Linked DNA regions of Homo sapiens: region 2 is linked to region 1. A link is an interaction called in ENCODE POLR2A ChIA-PET data of the cell type or tissue named here. Cell type or tissue: MCF 10A. All regions are shown on one strand. Links, peaks and the distances in the headings refer to the core of each region. The heading gives the core; the rest is flanking DNA. Region 1 has its middle 11 kb from the start of LINC02980. Region 2 holds the start of H1-2 (H1.2 linker histone, cluster member).

Region 1 (2,914 bases), core at 153-2,652:
CCTGGGCGACAGAGCAAGACTCCGTCTCAGAAAAAGAAAAAAAAAAAAAGTCAGTAAAATTTAAGAGAAAAATGCATTTGCTTTGGGACTTTTAATATTTAGTCTACAAATCTAGCCACCATAGAAATCTGCTGATTAAATACGGGTTCTGTTAAAATGGAAACATGCATTTTGGGGGAAAAAAGAGGGAGTGTTTTAGTGATTTTGTTTTTTACACTTGTTTATAATAAAATTTTAAGCAATCTTGAGGGGAACATTTTATTTCTACTTGTAACTGCATAAAGTTATGAGATAAAGTTACAAGCTATATCACATACAGTTTGTAGCTTTATAAATTATGAAATTCTAACAGAATAAATATGCTAATATGATGAAAATGTCATAAATTACATTAGAATATATTTTAATAAACCAATTCAGAAGGAGCCAATACCCAATTTCAAAATCATATTAATTGTAAAATTAATTAGGGCAGCCAAAATATTCTGGAATTCTTTCTAATAAAACAAATGAGTGTAAATACAGTCGTACTGACAAATCTGAAGAATTATGCAGCATAAAAAGTGATTATCCCAGCACTTTGGGAGGCCAAGGTGGGCAGATCATGAGGTCAGGAGTTGGAGACCAGCCTGACCAACATGGTGAAACCCCGTCTTTACTAAAAATACAAAAATTAGCCGGGCTTGGTGGTGCACACCTGTAATCCCAGCTGCTCAGGAGGCTAAGGCAGGAGAACTGCTTGAATCCAGGAGGTGGAAGTTGCAGTAAGCCAAGATCACGCCACTGCACTCCAGCCTGGGCGACAGAGTGTGACTCTGACTCAAAAAAAAAATAAATAAATAAAAATAAAAGTTTTAAAAAAGTGATTATTATGAACACAGAGTAATCTAGTAAAAATGGTTAAGTGAAAACAGCAAAATACAAAATTGAATATGTACTATAACAATATATGCAAAATATACTCAGATTTATAAAAATTAGAATGTAGAAAAGTAAATATAGCTCTTCATAATTTTGTTCTGAAGTTTAAAAATATATATATTTTTGAATGGATAACTTTCTTTTTCTAAATGCTTACAGTAGAGCCCACGATGGTTGTTAAAAGCCCCCAGGTTCAGCCTTCTTTAATTGTGTGGTCAGCCTGCCATCAACCCGAGGCCTCCCTCTGCTGGGCAAATTTGGGAACACATTGAGAAATCCTTACACGTAATTCCTTCTCTTCATGTTCCTGGTGAGCATTTTTCCCATTGGGTTTCCATACTCTGCCCTCTTGAAGTCCTGCACCCTGACATTGCAGTGTCATTCCTCTTCTACTGAAGTCTACAACTATTAGCTTATTGTCTCTAGCAAGTCTCCCTTTAGCTACAAATATCATTCAGAGTTTTACCTTTCAGAAACTTTCTCCATGAGCATTCTGGAGTAGACTCTAGGTGCACTAGGTGCAGTTAGAAAAAGTTCTGATTTGTTGGTGGAGCTATAGGAGGAGAGACAATGGTGGGCTGGAGAAGGGTGTCTACATGCAGAGAAACTGACTGGAAACTCAGAGAGATGATGGGGATTAAAATAATCCTATTGAATCTGCACAAAAGTGTTTTATTATAATTGATCCTGAACTATGTAAAGGTAAGCTCCAGTGAGTAGTTACAGTCTGTCCCTAAGATGGACTCTTTCTTTTTGCTTTTATTTTTATTGTATTTATTTTATTGTATTTTTTTTTTCTAAAGACAGGGTCTTGCTATGTTACCCAGGGTGGTCTCAAGTGGTCCTCCTGGCATCAAATGATCCTCCCACCTCAGCCTCCCAAAGCGCTAGGATTACAGGTGTGAGCTACCACACCCAAATGATTCTTTCTTTTCAAATACAGAGTTCAGCAGCAATTTTAAAGAAGTACTGAACTCTACTGCCTGGAAGATGGAATGGCCCTCACAATTCTTCCAGGCAAGCTCTGCACTCAGTGGTATGGACCACAAGGCAAGCCCATTAAGGGGTTAAATTACTGACAAACAATAATTTCTAAATATGAACATTTCAGGAGGAACTAAGATGGCTCCTTCTTGGAGAATAAGTTGGCCGGCTTCTCTAGTTATCAGACTATCAGATGGGGAGGAAAGAGCCCCTCTGTCCCGGTGAGACAGGACCCGCCAGCGCCCAAGCTCTAAGGCTTTCTGATGAGCAAATGGGGTTTCCATCTTTCTAGCTTCAGGACTCGTAACTACTCAGATTATTTCCTTCAATCTGGATATTCAAGACAAGAACAGTTCATGGTGTTGCGAAGGCCCAGATTTAAATCACATATGCAAAGATACTGACATTCAGTGGAGGGTCACTTAGATTATAGCCAGATGACTTTCCCTAAATTGATAGCTCAAATGGTAGTTGTGGATATTTTTGCTCTTAGTTACTTGCATAGTCACTTGCCAGAGGTAATAAAGTTTTAGTGTGGTTGTGGAAAATAATGGCCATATATTTAGGAACAAAATTTTAATGATGATTGAAAACTGAATTAGCTTTAACATGTGAATATGCTCAGGGGACATAGGACCACAGATCTCTGTTCCTTCCTATTGCCACTTCTTTCCTTTCCCTGGTAGCATGCTTCCATTACCCATTACTTCAAACACTGTTTCTGTGTCTCCAACTCCCTTGCATCATGGTCTTTTCATTATTCAGACACAGACACAGCTCGATTATGGGTAAACTTTTTTCTGTGGCTACAGAAGAGTTGAGCATGGCTGAAGCATCGTTGAGCATGACTGAAGAAAAACACCTAACCTTGAATTTTTTGATCAATATAAATTTATATCCACAGATTTTACCTGACTGATCTTCATTGCCCACCAGTCCTACAAAGTTTGCCAGATTGGTTCTGTTTCCACTTTACATACTCAGCAAATACTTATTAAGCACACACTTT
Region 2 (2,914 bases), core at 251-2,750, 52 kb after region 1:
AGATGACAGAATGCCAGTAATGAGATAAAGTGAGGTGAATGGAGTAGGCATTGTGAAGTAGCATTAGGCTTGATAAGATACTACAGATTTAGGTATTAGTTGAACACTTGCCATTTGTCACATAATCATCTCAGCATTGAGGATAGCACACAACACAATGTTTAAAACAATACAATTCTACCTTAAGAATTGTGGGAATGACTAAAGGAACAAAATAGAAACCTGAGAAACCTAAGACAGTCCAACTGTCCATGAAATTATAGCGTATTAGCCTATGACAAAACAGCCAAAATTGATAGGAGCGTGGAGGGTGGCACGGGAGGAAGAAGGGGGAAGCAGAAATGAAAGTTCATAAATGGTCTTGGGAAAAATATGTCCATATGTTAAACCTTACACCAAAATAGAGGGTTCACCATGTTAAACCGTGTTGTAATGTAAAATTAACAACACAAAATTACTTAAACCATGGGAGAATGTTTTCTCCTTCTTCCCTGCCTCTGTCTTCCTGTCTCTCTGCTTGCCTCCCTCCCCTTTCTCTTTCTTGGGATGAATCCGTGGTCACTATCACTAACAAATCAACTCACTATATTAATCATTGTGGAGATGGTAGAATAATTGAGCAGCTTATCTCCAGAAGCCCCAGTCCCCATAATTTAGGTCTCACCAAAATGTGCCCACCAGATTTTAAAAGAAGCGAATATAAGACGCTAGGCTTTCTGTATTCAGAAGCACCATGGATGTCAAACAGAGGGAACCATTAACGAAGGCCTTTATTAGAAATGTCTCCCATTTATCCATACACTCTTCATAGTTAATAGTACAAATACTGTTTTCTGCATAGAAACATTTGGACTGCCAAACAAAATACGTTTAAAGGAACTTCGATTTTTAAATGTTGCTGTCTGTCTAAACAGGATAAGCAACCGTAGTCATGCGAGGACAAAATGGCTGGCTAAAAGTTGTGCTTTCGATACGCTCAAAATCGATACGCTCAAACCTGTCAGTTTAGCGGAAGGCTACATGTTATGTGGCACAAAAAACTCCCTAGGTCCACGATTGCCTTGGGTGGAGGAAGGGCTATTGCCGCTGTTGTGGCTGTTTTTTAAATGCATTCCTTCGTTGCCACAGGAATGAGAAATTAACAGCAGAGGAATGTAGGACAAAGGTACCTGCACGCACTCTCCTCCCAGGGCTGGATGTTGCCACTACCTCCAGGAGACATCAACTTGACTACCAACAACATGGAAAGCGTCCGAAATCCCAGACATTAATATAAAGAGAAAAGAGGCAAAACTTTTAAGTCACAGTAAAGCAAAAAACACAGAATAAGCAACGTCTTCCACCATCCAATTAAATACAGAATGAAAGTCATGTACTAGAAGAACGGACCAACCCGGGAGCAGGGCGGGACTTTTGAAAATTTTTTAGTCCAATCCGGACATCCCTTTAGACTAAGAAACTGGCTCTTGTTTTGCGGTCTTTTCTGCCGTTCACAGGCCTGGGGCGGGACTGCCATCCCAAAACCATCCGCCAGCGAGAAAAGCCTCCGGTCAGGGACCTAGAAGCCGCAATAAAGGTTTAAATGCTGTAACCTCACCACGGCCACTCTCCAACCCCGTCACCCAATTCGTCTGATACCTCAGTAACTCCCATACGACTAACCTTAAGTAACAGGGCAGAACAAGAAAAGGCAGATAGTAAAGAAATTATCCAGCTCTTTTATTGAGATCAGTGGTGGCTCTGAAAAGAGCCTTTTGGGTTTTAGAAGTAGGCGTTCGCCTATTTCTTCTTGGGCGCCGCCTTCTTAGGCTTGACAACCTTGGGCTTAGCGGCCTTGGGCTTCACAGCCTTAGCAGCACTTTTGGCAGCTTTCTTGGGCTTCGCAACCTTGGCCTTCTTTGGGCTCTTAGCCACTTTCTTGGTTACAGTGGCCGCGGCCGGCTTCTTCGCTTTCTTCGGTGTTTTCTTAGCGCTCTTCTTCGGAGTTGCGCCGCCAGCCGCCTTCTTGGGCTTCTTGGCTGCCCCAACTGGCTTCTTAGGTTTGGTTCCGCCCGCCTTTTTAACCTTGGGCTTGGCTTCCCCGGAGGCTGCCTTCTTGTTGAGTTTAAAGGAGCCAGAAGCACCGGTGCCTTTCGTTTGCACCAGAGTGCCCTTGCTCACCAGGCTCTTGAGACCAAGTTTGATACGGCTGTTGTTTTTCTCCACATCATAGCCGGCGGCAGCCAACGCTTTTTTCAGAGCAGCCAGAGAAACTCCGCTACGCTCTTTAGAGGCGGCCACAGCCTTGGTGATGAGCTCTGACACCGGGGGACCAGACGCCTTACGAGGCGTACCCCCAGCCTTTTTGGCCGCCTTCTTCTTTACAGGGGCCTTCTCCGCAGGAGGCGCGGCAGCGGGAGCGGCAGGAGCAGTCTCGGACATGTTGAGAATCAAAAACTCGGGTACAAGTGGCAAAGCGCCGATGAAGCAGCGCCTGGGCAGGGCCGCTGTATATATAGAGCGCAGGCGCGCTCTGATTGGTGCTCTGGTCGCCCGCCTGGCTGGCAGGCTCTGAGCCGCTGCGCTGCTCCCAAGTTGTGTTTGTTCCACCTCACAAAAGGGGAAAAATATTAAAATTCCCCGCACCAAATCACTTGGGTTTGGTCAGGAAAGGATCTCAGAAGCCTCGGGCTTCATGCTCTTCATTTATTTTTTCCACAAACACAAAAACAACGCGTCCAGGCGTCCCCAATTCCCCCAACTCCGAAGGAAGTCTGGGGCAGTCAGAGACCACTTTCTGTTTTTCTTATAAATTACCTGTTCGCTCCTTTGCCCCTGAAGGTTCTTTTTCCCAGGGGTGGTTGGGCACATGCTTCCCTTATTTTTGAAGAAAAAAGCGAAATGGTTTCCACCTAAATTTTCATGATAATTCTGT

What was found. Peaks named below come from ENCODE experiments on the same cell type or tissue, not always from the same donor. Only the 100,000 strongest peaks of a DNase experiment are listed, where the experiment ranks them.
Region 2: POLR2A ChIA-PET joins it to region 1 with 5 read pairs; 23 of 35 experiments call an interaction of 5 or more read pairs at or near these places.

Annotation. Positions count from the first base shown.
Region 1 is chr6:26,002,121-26,005,034 of GRCh38, forward strand. No RefSeq gene overlaps it. Among named protein-coding and RNA genes, the nearest start is that of LINC02980, 11 kb to the left of the region's middle. In MCF 10A, for the core only: a CTCF peak has its summit at 1,140 (motif pointing left); a DNase peak (open chromatin) is centred at 1,171.
Region 2 is chr6:26,054,008-26,056,921 of GRCh38, forward strand. H1-2 (H1.2 linker histone, cluster member) reads right to left here and starts at 2,463. Exons shown (of 1, transcript NM_005319.4): 1 at 1,733-2,463. The coding sequence starts at 2,421. The coding sequence ends at 1,780. RefSeq lists enhancers at 1-323, 944-1,565, 1,976-2,025, 2,116-2,515 and a silencer at 1,416-1,485. In MCF 10A, for the core only: no CTCF peak of the experiment used is centred there; DNase peaks (open chromatin) are centred at 1,094, 1,444 and 2,464.